2 separate regions of the Homo sapiens genome follow, and region 1 is linked to region 2. The links are chromatin loops, found by intact Hi-C in ENCODE. Cell type or tissue: sigmoid colon. All regions are shown on one strand. Links, peaks and the distances in the headings refer to the core of each region. The heading gives the core; the rest is flanking DNA. Region 1 overlaps FCHO1 (FCH and mu domain containing endocytic adaptor 1). Region 2 has its middle 16 kb from the start of UNC13A.

Region 1 (2,909 bases), core at 212-2,711, 81 kb after region 2:
AAGTAGCTGGGATTACAGGCACGTGCCACTACACCCAGCTAATTTCTTTCGTATTTTAGTAGAGACAGGGTTTCATCATGTTGCCCAGGCTGGTCTCAAACTCCTGAGCTCAGGCAATCCGCCCGCCTTGGCCTCCCAAAGTGCTAGGATTACAGGCGTGAGCTACCACACCCGGCTTGATTTTTTTTTTTTAATTATTATTTTTTTGAGATGGAGTTTTGCTCTTGTTGCCCAGGCTGGAGTGCAGTGGCGTGATCTCGGCTCACTGCAAGCTCCGCCTTCCGGATTCAAGTGATTCTCTTGCCTCAGCCACCTGAGTAGCTGGGATTACAGGCATGTGCCACCATGCCTGGCTGATTTTTGTATTTTTAGTAGAGATGGGGTTGCACCATGTTGGTCAAGCTGGTCTTAAACTCCTGACCTCAGGTGATCCACCCGTCTCAGCCTCCCAAAGTGCTGGGATTACAAGCATGAGCCACCACACCCAGCCACCTCCTGGGATTTGCTGTGTGGCGTGGGGCAAGTAACTTGCCCTCTCTGACCCTTGTTTTCCATCCCTCCTTTACTGCCCGCACCACAACCACCCAGGTAGGGCTTTGCTGGGCCCAGGGTGGGCCAGGAAATTGCATCTTTAGGAAGGGGTAGATTGAATGCTGGGAGCCCTGGGAGGGCATGTCCCGAGGATTGGGGTGATCAGTCCGGGTCTCTGCAGTGACCCCTCCCAGAGTGACCCTGAGACCAAAGACTTCTGGCTCAACATGGCAGCTCTGACCGAAGCCCTGCAGCGCCAGGCAGAGCAGAACCCCACTGCCTCCTACTACAACGTGGTGCTGCTGCGATACCAGGTGCGCCACCCGCATGGGGCCGGGAGGAGGTGGTGGAGTGGGGGACACGGTGAGCCGGCAGCAGACATGGAGGCGCCTGCGTGTTGGCCAGGCTGGTCTCGAATTCCTGACCTCAAGAGATCCAATCTGTGAGAGCCGATGAGCTGGAGGGAGTAGGCAGTGTGGGTCGGGAATGAACGGTGGAGGAGTAGGCAGTGTGGAAGAGCGTGCATCCCCTGTTGCAGATAGTATGTTTATGTGAACTAGAAGCAGCCCAGCCCCGGAACCTTACACTTGAACTTCCCTGGGAGACTTTGTTAGAATGAGGCGCTCTCCTGCCCCCTGCTGGAAACCTGGTGTAATACAGCCTCTCATCCATCAAATCTCCCTGTGACTGGACCCCCTTGGGGCGGTGCGTGCATCGCAGGGTCAAGGTGGTTGAATAGCGCATGGTGTGGCAAGACAGGATGGCCCAAGCTGTGTCCTCTCTCTCATTCTCATTCTTCCTAGTTCTCCCGCCCGGGTCCCCAGTCTGTGCCTCTGCAGCTCAGTGCCCACTGGCAGTGTGGAGCCACCCTCACCCAGGTCTCAGTGGAGTACGGCTACCGGCCCGGTGCCACGGCTGTGCCCACACCACTCACGAACGTCCAGATCCTGCTGCCTGTGGGGGAGCCTGTGACCAACGTCCGCTTGCAGCCGGCTGCCACCTGGTGAGGGCTTGCGGGAGGCCAAGGAAAACTCAGCAGTTTCCCCCATAACCCCAGACCTTCTCCCTGATGCATTGATTAAAGGGTGCACCCTCGGCCTGACCGTTAACTGTGAGCCCACCCTGCTTAGCACTAAGGGTGATGTTATGAGTGCCAGGTGCAGTGGCTCATGCCTGTAATTGCAGTGCTTTGGGAGGCTGAGGTGGGAGGATCACTTAAGGCCAGGAGTTTGAGACCAGCCTGGGCAATATGGTGAGATCTCATCTCTACAAAAAATATTTTGTTTATTTATTTATTTATTTAATTTATTTACTTTGAGATGAAGTCTCGCTCTGTCGTGCAGGTTGGAGTGCAGTGGCACGATCTCAGCTCACTGCAATCTCCGCCTCCCGGGTTCAAGCGATTTTCTCTGCCTCAGCCTCCCGGATAGCTGGGATTACAGGTGCCTGCTACCACACCCAGCTGATTTTTGTGTTTTTTTAGTAGACATGAGGTTTCACCATGTTGGTCAGGCTTGTCTCGAACTGCTGACCTCAGGTGATCCACCCGCCTCGGCCTCCCAAAGGACTGCGATTATAGGCATGAACCACTGCACCCAGCCTTACAAAAAAATATTTTAAAAAGTAGTCAGGCCGGGTGCGGTGGCTCACACCTGCAATCCCAGCACTTTGGGAGGCCGAGATGGGCAGATCACGAGGTCAGGAGATCGAGACCATCCTGGTTAATATGGTGAAACCCCGTCTCTACTAAAAATACAAAAAAAAAATCCGGGCATGGTGGCGGGTGCCTGTAGTCCCAGCTACTTGGGAGGCTGAGGTGGGAGAATGGCGTGAACCCGGGAGGTGGAGGTTGCAGTGAGCTGAGATCATGCCACTGCACTCCAGCCTGGGCAACAGAGTGAGACTCCGTCTCAAAAAAAAAAAAAAATAGTAGTGGTAGTGTGCTCTTGTAGTCCCAGCTACTCGGGAGGCTGAGACAGAAGGATCACTTGAGCCCAGGAGTTGAGGCTTCAAGGAGTTACCCTGGGTGACAACTGTCTCTTAAAAAACAAAAATTTAAAAAAAAAAAAGTCTGTTGTGAAGAAGCCAGACTTATAGGACAGAATGCGTCATCTAAAAGTGCTGCAAGGAAGCCGGGCATGGTGGCTTATGCCTGTAATCCCAACACTTTGGAAGGCCAAGGCAGGTGGATCACCTGAGGTCAGCAGTTTGAGACCAGCCTGGCCAATATGGTGAAACCCCGTCTCTACTAAATTACAAAAATTAGCCAGGCGTGGTGGCGGGCGCCTGTAATCCCAGCTACTCAGGAGGCTGAGGGAGGAGAATCGCTTGAACCCAGGAGGCATAGGCTGCAGTGAGCAGAGATCGCACCAATGCAC
Region 2 (2,909 bases), core at 121-2,620:
ATCCACCCGCCTCGGCCTCCCAAAGTGCTGGGATTACAGTCAAGTGCTCATTTATAGATGGGGAGACTGAGTTCCTGAGAGTTTGGGGCAGCAGGCAGCGGGGCGGGGGAGGGGGACAAGGCTGGGACGTGAAGTGGGTCTGGAGTAACTCTCAGAATAGGCCGTTTCTGCAATGCAGACGTCTGTGTAATCGTTCATTCATTCAATGAACGTAGTTTGGATCCACACCCTTGCCCATCTCGCGCTGATCTGAAAGGGGACGTTTCTGTTAGGTGTGGTGGCTCACGCCTGTAATCCCAGCACTTTGGGAGGCCAAGGTGGACGGATCACCTGAGGTCAGGAGCTGCAGACCAGTCTGGTCAACATGGTGAAACCCCGTCTCTACTAAAAATACAAAAAAAAATTAGCTAGGCGTGGTGGCGCCTGCCTGTAGTCAGTCCCAGCTACTTGGGAGGCTGAAGCAGGAGAATCACTTGAACCTCAAAGGCAGAGGCTGCAGTGAGCCGAGATCACGCCACTGCACTTCAGCCTGGGTGCAACAGAGTGAGACCCCATCTCAAAATAATAATAATGATGATGATAATAATCATAATGATGAAAGGGGCATTTCAACGTTCACCATTGAGCACTCGGATCCAATTAATTTTTAAGCTCTGGTGCCCCATTTTCTTCCAGCCAACAGCTCAGCTAATTCCAAAGCTATTGATTTGAGCCTTCTCATCCCTCCACTTAATTATGCCGGTGCTGTCTGTATCTTCTCTTGCCCTTTTTTCTCTGCGGCTCCTTCTTTGCCAAGGTCAAGGGTCCAGCGAGCAAGGAGGATCTCGCTCAGCACAGGGAATTGGAGGAAGGACATTCCTGGCCGAGGGCAGGGTGTGTGCAAAGGCTCTGAGATTGGACCTCTTATTGAACTTAATTGTAGCTGTCAGGCTGCCTGGGGCAGAGAAATCGATGAGGGCAAACTTGGCTTATCGCCTATAAAATGAGGATAAAAAATAATGGTTTCTGCCAGGTGCGGTGGCTCAAGTCTGTAATCCCAGCACTTTGGGAGGCCAAGGCGGGCAGATCACCTGAGGTCAGGAGTTCAAAACCAGCCTGGCCAACATGGTGAAACCCTATCTCTACTAAAAGTTTAAAAATCAGCTGGGCGTGGTGGCGGGCGCCTGTAATCCCAGCTACTCGGGAGGCTGAGGCAGGGGAATCGCTTGAACCCAGGAGCCAGAGGCTGCAGTGAGCCGAGATCGCGCCACTGTACTCCAGCCTGGGCAACAGAGTGAGGCTCTGTCTCAAAAACAACAACAATAACAACGACAACAGATAATAATAATAATAATTAATAATAATGGTTTCCCAGAGAATTAAATGGGACAAAGGCAACATCAATCTTTTGAAAGTTCCAGGCCCTGCCCTGCAGGGATGTAGGGTGGAAATAACACTAGGCTGCAAAATGACTGGATGGGCCTGGAGTGGTTGGATGGGATTGGATGGATCATAAACAAAAGTGATTGGATTGGTCAAGAGGAGGAGACGGAGGCAGGAAATAAAGGCAGACAAAGGAACGTAATAGGTTCAGACCCAATGGAGGCGAGGTTCCGGACTCAGAGAGGGGGCCTCAGCCCAAAGTTCCCAGAGTGGCCAGCTGGGGGCAGCATAAGCCATTAGGCCATCCCAGGGCTGGGAGCAGAGGGGAACCAGGGACCCTCTGTGACCCTCTGACGGAGGTTAACTTATTTGACATGTGCCTGCAGTGTGCCAGACATGGAACAGAACTCTACAAGCACTCATTTAATCCCCATAATAGAGTTTGCAGATGGGGAAACTGAGAACAACAACGTTAAGTTGCTCACCCAACGTCACACATCAGGGGAGTGGCAGAGCTTGGATTTGAATTTAGGAAGCCCAGCTGAGGCCCTTAACCTCTGCACTCTACTGGCTCTCCTTCCCCTAAATCTCCTAAAATGACAGTTTAAAACTTTTTTTAAGGTGGCGCCGGGTGGGGGGTGGGGGGCGGGTGTGGGTAGGGCACGGGCATGGTGGCTCATGCCTGTAATCCCAGCACTTTGGAAGGCCAAGGCGGGCAGATCACTTGAGGTCAGGAGTTCGAGCCCAACATGGCCAACATGGTGAAACCCCGTCTCTACTAAAACTACAAAAATTAGCCGGGTGTGGTGGCGCCTGTAGTCCCAGCTACTCGGGAATCTGAGGCAGGAGAATCACTTGAACCTGGGAGACGGAGGTTGCAGTGAGCCGAGATCACGCCACTGCTCTCCAGCCTGGGGGACAGAGCGAGACTCCGTCCCCCACCAGAAAAAGTCAGGCCAGACGTGGTAGCTCACACTTGTAATCCTAGCACTTTGGGATGCGGAAAGATTGCTTGGGCTCAGGAGTTCAAGACCAGCCTGGGCAACAATAGTGAGACCTCATCTCTACTTTATTTATTTTATTTATTTATTTATTTTCTGAGTCAGAGTCTCGCTCTGTCACCCAGGCTGGAGTGCAATGGCACAACCTTTGGCTCACTGCAACCTCTGCCTCCCAGGTTCAAGTAATTCTCCTGCCTCAGCCTCCCGAGTAGCTGGGATTAAGGCGCCTGCCACTACGCCCAGCTAATTTTTGTATTTTTGGTAGAAATGGGGTTTCACCATATTGGCCAGGCTGGTCTCGAACTCCTGACTTCGTGATCTGCCTGCCTCGGCCTCCCAAAGTGCCGGGATTACAAGCGTGAGCCACCACGCCAGGCCCTCTACTTTAAATATGTATATATTTTTTAAGTCAAAAAAAGCAAGGGCTCCCTCTCAACACTCTTTCTGTGTATCTCACTTATATGTCAACTCTGGAAGTGGGTACCATCATTTCCATTTTACAGATGAGGAAACTGAGGCACAAAGGAGTGAGCTGAGGGCCAGGTG

Evidence for each region. A loop is a pair of places that touch in the nucleus more often than their neighbours do. Peaks named below come from ENCODE experiments on the same cell type or tissue, not always from the same donor. Only the 100,000 strongest peaks of a DNase experiment are listed, where the experiment ranks them.
Region 1: a loop joins it to region 2, with 4 times the contacts of the local background. A loop is called at or near these places in 36 of 110 quality-filtered maps.

The regions. Positions count from the first base shown.
Region 1 is chr19:17,783,391-17,786,299 of GRCh38, forward strand. It overlaps FCHO1 (FCH and mu domain containing endocytic adaptor 1), which reads left to right. Exons shown (of 29, transcript NM_015122.3): 25 at 713-845; 26 at 1,335-1,534. Among named protein-coding and RNA genes, the nearest start is that of B3GNT3, 10 kb to the right of the region's middle. In sigmoid colon, for the core only: a CTCF peak has its summit at 1,174 (motif pointing left); a DNase peak (open chromatin) is centred at 1,141; H3K27ac peaks cover 385 bases; H3K27me3 peaks cover 901 bases.
Region 2 is chr19:17,702,420-17,705,328 of GRCh38, forward strand. No RefSeq gene overlaps it. Among named protein-coding and RNA genes, the nearest start is that of UNC13A, 16 kb to the left of the region's middle. In sigmoid colon, for the core only: CTCF peaks have their summits at 1,623 (motif pointing right) and 1,822; a DNase peak (open chromatin) is centred at 1,610.